2 separate regions of the Homo sapiens genome follow, and region 1 is linked to region 2. The links are chromatin contacts, found by Hi-C or POLR2A ChIA-PET in ENCODE. All regions are on one chromosome and are shown on one strand. Each heading gives the region's core, a stretch centred on a gene start or an enhancer-like site at or near the end of the contact. The rest is flanking DNA. Distances are from core to core; before and after follow the strand shown.

Evidence for each region. A loop is a pair of places that touch in the nucleus more often than their neighbours do. ChIA-PET counts read pairs that join two places held with the same protein, here RNA polymerase II (POLR2A). Pooled maps may share reads with other maps.
Region 1: a loop to region 2 is called in a map with no recorded cell type, with 4 times the contacts of the local background. The contact joins the enhancer-like site here to the promoter of TMEM266 in region 2. A Hi-C loop is called at or near these places in 1 of 37 single-sample maps with no recorded cell type and 2 of 50 pooled maps. POLR2A ChIA-PET finds 5 or more read pairs at or near these places in 1 of 52 experiments (activated T-cell).

What each region holds. Positions count from the first base shown.
Region 1 is chr15:77,178,387-77,182,279 of GRCh38, forward strand. It overlaps PEAK1 (pseudopodium enriched atypical kinase 1), which reads right to left. Exons shown (of 10, transcript NM_001385026.1): 7 at 404-3,654. The coding sequence starts at 3,540. Among named protein-coding and RNA genes, the nearest start is that of LINC00597, 45 kb to the right of the region's middle. RefSeq lists enhancers at 1,469-1,608, 3,450-3,539. Within about 2 kb of position 1,470, at least 4 of the 41 ENCODE cell types and tissues checked have a DNase peak (open chromatin) inside an H3K27ac peak, as active enhancers do.
Region 2 is chr15:76,058,023-76,061,997 of GRCh38, forward strand. It overlaps TMEM266 (transmembrane protein 266), which reads left to right and starts at 1,963. Exons shown (of 11, transcript NM_152335.5): 1 at 1,963-1,994. It also overlaps a transcript of NRG4 not described here. RefSeq lists a silencer at 956-1,005.

The DNA.
Region 1 (3,893 bases), core at 220-2,719, 1.1 Mb after region 2:
CTGGAAGAGCTTTATTTCATTTACAGTGAGGGAAAGAACAGTACCACCATTTATTCATTTGATCCTGTTTCTTCCTCACACTACCATCACATTCCAAAACAACACATTATTTATTGCTATTAAGGTGTTATGGATTTGCTTTTCTATGCTAAAGTTCCTCTGCATTCACCAGAATGCAGTAGGCTACTTAAGCCAAAGATCCAGGGCTATAAACCTTGTTCAGTGCAGTAAGATCACTTTAATACTATTCTAATCTTGGAATGCAGTTATAAAGATAGATGATGGCCACAGAGTGCTACTTACAAACAGAAATGGTTCTTATGCAATCTTAAAAGATATAAAAAACTTAGCACCTGAAAATGTGTTAAAAAATTCCCATATTCTTCCAGTCTATTTTACATACCTGAGAATCTTTTTAGGAATCTGTGATGGAGAAGAATGACTCCTCTTCTTCTCTGAGTCCTGTAGTAATGCATTCTCTGCTCTACCCTTCTCCATGACTGCTGCCTGGTCTGTCCTAGCCTTGCTCTGATCCACACTGAGCTGGCCTTGAGCAGGGTCGCACCTGTACATGAAGACAATGGCTGGTTTCTCACTGGACTCTCCTTTCGCCTCTGTGAACCAGTGATGGCGCTGAACTGGAGGAGGAGGCAGCATGTGAATGACTGTGCCATCCAGGCCCACCAGTTTCCCTTTCTCTCGCTCTTTCTCTTTGTCATCCTCCTCATCTGTTTTCCGACGGCGGAAGAAGCTTTTAAATGATATCCAGCGCTTAGGTTTTGCATCAGCTGCCCGCCTGCTGCCTTCAGAGTGCAAAACTGATTCAGCTTCTGTTGACCTGGTAGGGCTGGTTGGCTTGGTCCAGTTGGTGAAATGCCTCTGCAAAAGGTTACCTGCATGGTAAGGAGAAGAAGTAGAGCGTGGCGGGGGAAAGGGAGCTGGTGGCTCACTTTGGGGGCTAGTCACTAATTTGGAGGGAGAGGGGGTGACTGGCTTTATGGATGGGTCTTTCTGTACTTTGGTGGTAGGACTGTCTGTGGTCTGAGGTGCTTCAGCCTCACCACTAGGCTGAGATGTAAAGAGAGATTTGGGCCGGACTGGCGTACTCTTAGGTGTGCTCTTAGCAACATCAGCATCTGGAGGAATGGCATAAAGCTCTTCCACACTGCAAGCTTTAGGGCCAGATTGAGGTGTTTCTGGAGGAGACTGTGGGGGTTGGATTGAAGCCACAATCTGAGAAAGCACTGTGCTTGCTTTCTCTCTGGTGCTGCTGCTGCCCACCATCTGAGACTCCTGAGTGCCTTCTATTTTGGCCACAGGCTCTTGAGTGGCTCTCTGGATCTTTGCTGGGGAGCTGTGGCTGGAACTATAGCTTCTCTGTGGTGAAGACTGACCTCTGTTGAGACAGTTGTTAAACTCTTGAACCTTCTGAGCCACTGAGCCCCTTTTATGCTCTGTGCTGTTTGAAAACCCTTTAGTTTGAAGACAGTCAGTGGTTTTGCTAGTGGTGTTATCAGGCACTTTGCTTTCTGTTTCTATTTCTTCATAAGTATGGCTTATTACACTTGTGGTTTTTTCCTTCACTGAGAGTTCTCCACTTGTTCCCAGAAAACTTTTGTAGATAGCTAGATTGTCATATGCATTTGGATTGATAACAATGGGAACTTTGATAGCATTTTTGGAACTCCGAGCATAAGTTGGCTCGTCATGAATGATAATTGGAAAAGGTGGCATACCAGCATTGTTATAACTATTAAATTTAATTTCAGACAAATTAGGTGACTTAACAGGGATGGTTTTGGAGGAAATGTTTGTAGCTGTGGGTGATGTAGGTGCTGATTTGTGACAGTTTTTCCTTGGAGGAACATTTGGTCCAGTTCCACTAGTAATTAGTTCTACTTTAGGTATCTTTTGTCGTGGACTGGTGCTAGAAGTCCATACTTCTTGGTATCGAATTGCACTGGATTTTTGGAAATGGGCACTTATTTGTCCTGGTGTCAATGAAGATGATGTAACTGGAGAGTTTGGAGTAGAGGATGAGCTTTTTGTCTTGGGGCTGTTAACAGGGCCCTCGAGGTGCTCACTGGCCATGGCTGCTGACACATCCACGACAGTATATGGCTTGCACAATGGCTGTTCCAGGTTCACAACTCGGTAAGGTTTTGCTTGCTCTTCTGTGGGGACAAGGTTTATGGTTACTGCTTGCCCAGCAACATCTGTAGAGGCTTTACTTTCTTCCTTCTCAGTTTGTACAGCAATCTTGCCATCTTTCTCTTCTAATCGGAGAGCAAGGACTGCTTTGTGGGTCTCTGGAACTTTTATTGAGCTTTTGGAAGCCTGTGATGAATCTTTATCCTGATTATTACTAGAGGGACTTTCATAATTGGGCTCAATTTCCTTCATGTCCTTAGAATCTCCTGGGTTACCAGGAGATAATCCCCCATTACAAATCTTCTGGGATAAACTACTGGCTGTCTCAGAACGTGATTCTTCTGTTAAAGAAGAATCTGGTGATGTGGAGTCAGATGACACCATGCTCTGAATGCTTCCTTGTCCATAAGAGACCACAGAATTTTCCTCATAACCATTCAGGATTTCATCATAGCTGTCATCATAGTCCACAGCACAGATTCTCTGCAGAGACTTGTTTCGCAGGGGGATGGTATTCCATTTTTTGTCCACAAAGAATCGAACAGGAGACAATGTGTTTGCTCTGAAGTTGGCAAAGCGAGGTTGCCCTCTCATGCGAATCTCCATGGCCAACAGCTCTTCATCACTCTCATCCCAACTCTCGTGCTCCTCCTCCATGTTACTGAAAAGTACATCCTCTTCACTCTCCTCGCCACTGGAAAACTCTGGGTAACAGAACCGGCCCCCTTCATTACTAATCACTTCTGTGCTCCCACTCAGAATAACATGCTTGCCCTGAGTTTCCTTTATCCCACCTATCATGCAACTTGGTGGAAGCTTTCTTTCCAATGATCGTTTATAGCAATCATTTATTCTTCCCAAGAATGTTTCTCTGGAGTTTGTTTCATTTCCTCTTATCTGAGGGGCAGTATCCAAGCCTGCTATCTCCTTTAACACTTCAGTTAGTCCATTATTGTTATCTGACATCTTCTTTGCACTATCATTATTGCCATAAGGCTTAGGAACATGGCTAATTCCTTCATCATCTTCATTATTATTGTTAAGTGGTTTCTGACTCAAGGCAGCTCTGTTTCGGTTCCACCCTATGATGACAGGTTTGTTCTCACAGTGTTCTTGGATGCTAAGCTCACCACATATACTTTGCCCATCTGCCACTATCATAGTGGGCTTCACAGCTATAGTGGGTTTTTTAGCCACAGGAGGCCGGAAATTGCCCGTGTTCCTGATGCGGTGGTTGTTACTGTGATTGGCATTAGTTTTCACATTGCCATGGGTGATGGGTGCCTTCTCAGGGTCTGGGGGAAGCTGGTGCAAACTTTTAGGTTTAAAGCAATTCTTGCATTCACCAGGTTTCCAAACATGTTCAGTAAAGGTGTTACAAGCAGACATTTTTAAAAATAGAACTTCACAGACAATGCTTTTCTTTCAGTGCATGACAAAACTTTCATCTGTTAGTTTTCACTTCCCCTATGTGTTACAGCAGCTCTTCTAAGAATGATCAATCTGTGGAGGGGAAAAGAAGACAAAAAATCTGAATGAAAAAGGCACTATGAGACTTACCATTATTAGTGACTTGAAAAAACTGACTCCATTCCTAAACTTTTCCTTAAATTAAAAGACTGAGAGCTAAACTAATTTGTGTACTTTGTAATTTCCCTTTAGCCAATCAGCATTTGGAAAGTGAGCTTTTTAACTATAATTTTATGCACTCTTATCTATCCATACATAATCTTCAGCTTGAT
Region 2 (3,975 bases), core at 713-3,212:
GTTAATTAGCGTTATAACTGGATGCTTCTCAATAGTTTCAATCAAATCTTAAGTAGAGTTCTACTAAGGTGGAAAATGGAGTGGATAACAATCTGGGCAAGCTATGCCAAAGCTTTTTCTAAAGAAAGTGTACCTAGTTAAAATGCTGTCACTGACTGTCAGAAAACTATAGCTCCCCTCCCGTGCATCCTCCATTAATTTTTCTTAACCCATCTCCACTTTCTCTATTCTAGTCCACATTTCTTCCGTCTAGAAATGTAGAAAAATCCTTTGGCAACCCAGGTAGCTTCCACAAGTATCATCTCCAAGTGTTTCTTCCTCTGAAATTCCACCATTAGAGATTAGAGATGAGTAGGAAATGCTGAAAGGCGAAGGAGGATCTGAAGAAATTTTACATTTTTTTCTCAGTTTGCCAAAAGTAGATACTCCCTGTATAGATATTCCCGTATAATCCAGGGAAGGTAGTCCAAGACCGTGGGGCAATTCCAAGAGGTGGTTTTGAAGTCCTTCAACTCTACCATTTTCATTTTATCCATACTAAAAAAGCTACGGCAGGAAGAAAAGACAAAGGACATTCCTGGGAGGCCAACTGGACCTAATCAAATAAAAACACTTTAGAAGAGGTACAAGAATCAGAAATCAAACCTATCTGCAGAGCCAAAAGCCATTCTGAAACTCCGTGTCCTAGAAACAAGGGTTTCCCATCTTTTCAAATATTTTAAGATAAAAATCGCAACACCCTATAGGAAAATGGCTATATTTTTAGCAAGAATTGGTGGAGAAGACAAACGATAATAAGCTACTATGAATCCAGAAGCTGCTTAAATGGCCGTATTCACAGCAGCCCTTGCAAACATTAATTAGAGTAGTACCCATTATGGGTGAGGACTTTTTTTTTAACCACAGAGAATATCTGTGGGTGCATCCAGATTGCTCAGTGGTTCCGTTTAACCCACCCGGTAACTGGCAATCATGGCCCTAGGACAGGCTTCTCCACCGGGGCGATGCTGCCTCCAAGGGGCGCAATGTTACTTTTTATGCATCAAGCACGGATAACACATACAGCACATAAGCAGGTCGACAGTGTATCTGCGGTACTGGGATTTCACGGGGAAAGGAGATGGGGACGTGTAAAAAGCCTTTTTAAGAGTCAGATAACGAAAAACGGAAAAAGAGGAGAAACACGGTCCTACAAGGGTCCTGAGCTGAGGCCATCAAATGAATGTACTGACAGGTATTTTTCTCCCAGGCAGCCAACTGAGAGTCAAGGCACTCTGACCGTGCTATGACTCCGGCCACACAGAAAGAGGTGTTTTCCCCTCGGTGGCCTCCAAGCGCAGCGGGCACTGCGTGCCATCCGCTCCCTCACCGGGCGCCCCGCGCGGATGAAACGGAGCAACTGGGAAAGAGCTCTGGAAACTGCAAAGCGCTGCGCCAAAGCGACGGGAGGTTCCCATTCTCAGCTGTACGAAATCCCGCGGGGGTCCTCCGCTTCCCCGAGCGACGCCCTCGGCCTCCGCACTTGTTGCTTCTGCGCCCCGCCTGCGTCCCCGTCAAACCCACCCTTCGCGGCCCCCTCGCCTCTCCACACGCTCGCACTCAGGCCCCGACCCTGCCCCGCGACCCCCTCACCCACGCCACGAAGCCCGCTCTGCGTGGCAGCCCCGGAGACAGCCGAGCCCCCGCCTCCGCCCCCTGCCCAGCTCAGGCCGCCAGCCCCTGCCAGCCGACGCCGCGGTTTCCTAGACAGCCGCGCCGCCGTTCCGCAGCCTCGGGGGCGCGCGCGCGCGGCCGGCGGGAGGCGAGGGCGCAGGCGCGGGCTCGGCCAAGCCGCCGGCGCGAGGCCTCGCGCGCGCCCCCGAGCGCGGTGGGCGGAGGGGCGGAGGGAGCGGCGGGGCCGCGAGGGGGCGGGGGGGCGGAGAGGGGAGCCCCGGGAGCGCGAGCCGCGGCCGGCGCCGCTGCAGAGCCGAGCGAATCCCGAGCCCGGGCAGCAGGTATGTGTCCTCGCAGCCGGCCGCGGCCAGAGCTTCCCCTGCCTCACTGCCCGAGTCTTGTGGTCGGGGCGGGGGGTGGGGGGACCGGTCAAGGTTTGCAGGATGCGTGCTCGGAAGGGCTGGGATCTTGCCGCTGACCTTCATCCCCCTGGCCGGGGGAGCCAGGCGAGGGTGCGTGGGGCAGCCCAGGGCTTCAGCTCCAGCCTGGAGACCTGCTTCTTGTCACATGCTTCTTATTTATTTTTGCAAACTGCCCTGGTTCGGGTCCAGCTGCAGATGCCTTACCTCCCATTCTTTGCCTCCGTGTGCCATCTTGCATTTATTAATAAAACATGCAAGCTGGAGGGGGGGGTTGCTGCTGGGGGGAATCCCATTGCAGTATGGCAAGCGGGCGCCTATTTTCGGTTTTCAGACGTGGTATAGAGGTGGAAATCCCACACCCTGAGGATTTGTGGCTTGGTTGGTCGTGACCACTTCCTAGTGGGCTTCCCCCGTTTGTCGGGAGGTGCCCCAGCGGCAGAATGGGCTGTCTGGAAGGGATGGTGGGTCTTCACCGTCAGGCCAGAATCCCCTTCAGGGGACAGGTGCAAGCTAGGGCAGGCAGTTCCCTGCTTGCTAACTTGCCAGGGAGGCTTAAACCTAGAAAATTGTCTCCCTTGATGGCCGAGAAAAGATGGCCTTCAACAGAATCCCTGGGACTTGCATACTCAAACTCATTACGGTTTTGCATCTGAACATGACTAAAGCTAGCCACCTGTTGGAAGTCAGACCCCATGAAACACCCCCGTAATCTAGCTCACCCATCCCTGTTTCACAGTCACCAATACTGAGCTAGCAATAGGCCCATATGGGTTCCCTCTATCCTCTTTAATGCTGCTTGGCTTTTCTTTTAAAATAAGACCTACCTATGATTTGATGCCCTATATGTGAGAGGTTGAAATTATATGATTTGTTTATATTCCATACACCTATCACATCATATCCTAAAGACTGAATTTCTCTTCAGTGCATGTGTTTATTTCCCTGGCTTTTCACCTTGCTTTGAACAACAGTGGGAAAATGGGATGTATATAACTGCTTACCTCCTCCCCCAAATACCTCCACCCTAAAATATTGTGATGAAAAGAATAGTAAGAGCTAGAAGCAAAAAATGAAAATGGTTATCACAAGATGTTGGGATATGATAGCTGAACCGTAATTGCTTCTAAAATGGTCAGAGTGTCACATCTAATCACGAGAAGGACATGTTTCTTAAATGTTCATATGTACCAGGTACTGAGCTAAAACTATTTGTGTATGAGCTCATTTAGTCCTCACAGCAAACCTGCTATGTCCATGTTGAAGATGAACAAGCCAGGACTTAGAAAGGTTAACTAACTTGCCCAAGGTCACACAGTCAGGGACAGGGTAAGGATGCAAACTCAAGCACATGGGGATACTGGAGGTGGGGAGCCCTGAGGGGGCTTTTCCTCCAGGTGCGGCTGCTCCGTGTACCTTTTCATTAAAATCAAGCTTATGCATGAGCATGTTGGCTTGGGTCTAATTTTCCATTTCATAGATTCTGCACCAACTTTGTGGCTTTCCAGTAAGAAAAGCAGTTGTTTCAGAATGGATCAGTATGGAATTTTTTGAGGTGGCACTAAACCTATAAAAAGTGGGGTCCAAGATGTGCTTCCATTTAATTCTCACACACAAGGAGTTGAGTTTAAAAAGTTGTTTCCCTCCAGATTTAAACCCATAAAACGTATATGCATTAAGTAGAATGAATCACTCCCATTTTCCATTATCGCATCCCACCCTACCCTCCTTGCTGCCCTTCACACTATCTTCTGGTCTCACTGCCAGTCATCAGAGCAACATTGTCTATCACACTTGCCTGTGAGTGCCTTAATGGGAGGAAGGAATCCATCCGTACCAGCCGTGGCTCGTAATCCAGTCTCTCTATGATTGTAGCAATTATGCATTCAAAGTTCTTGGAATC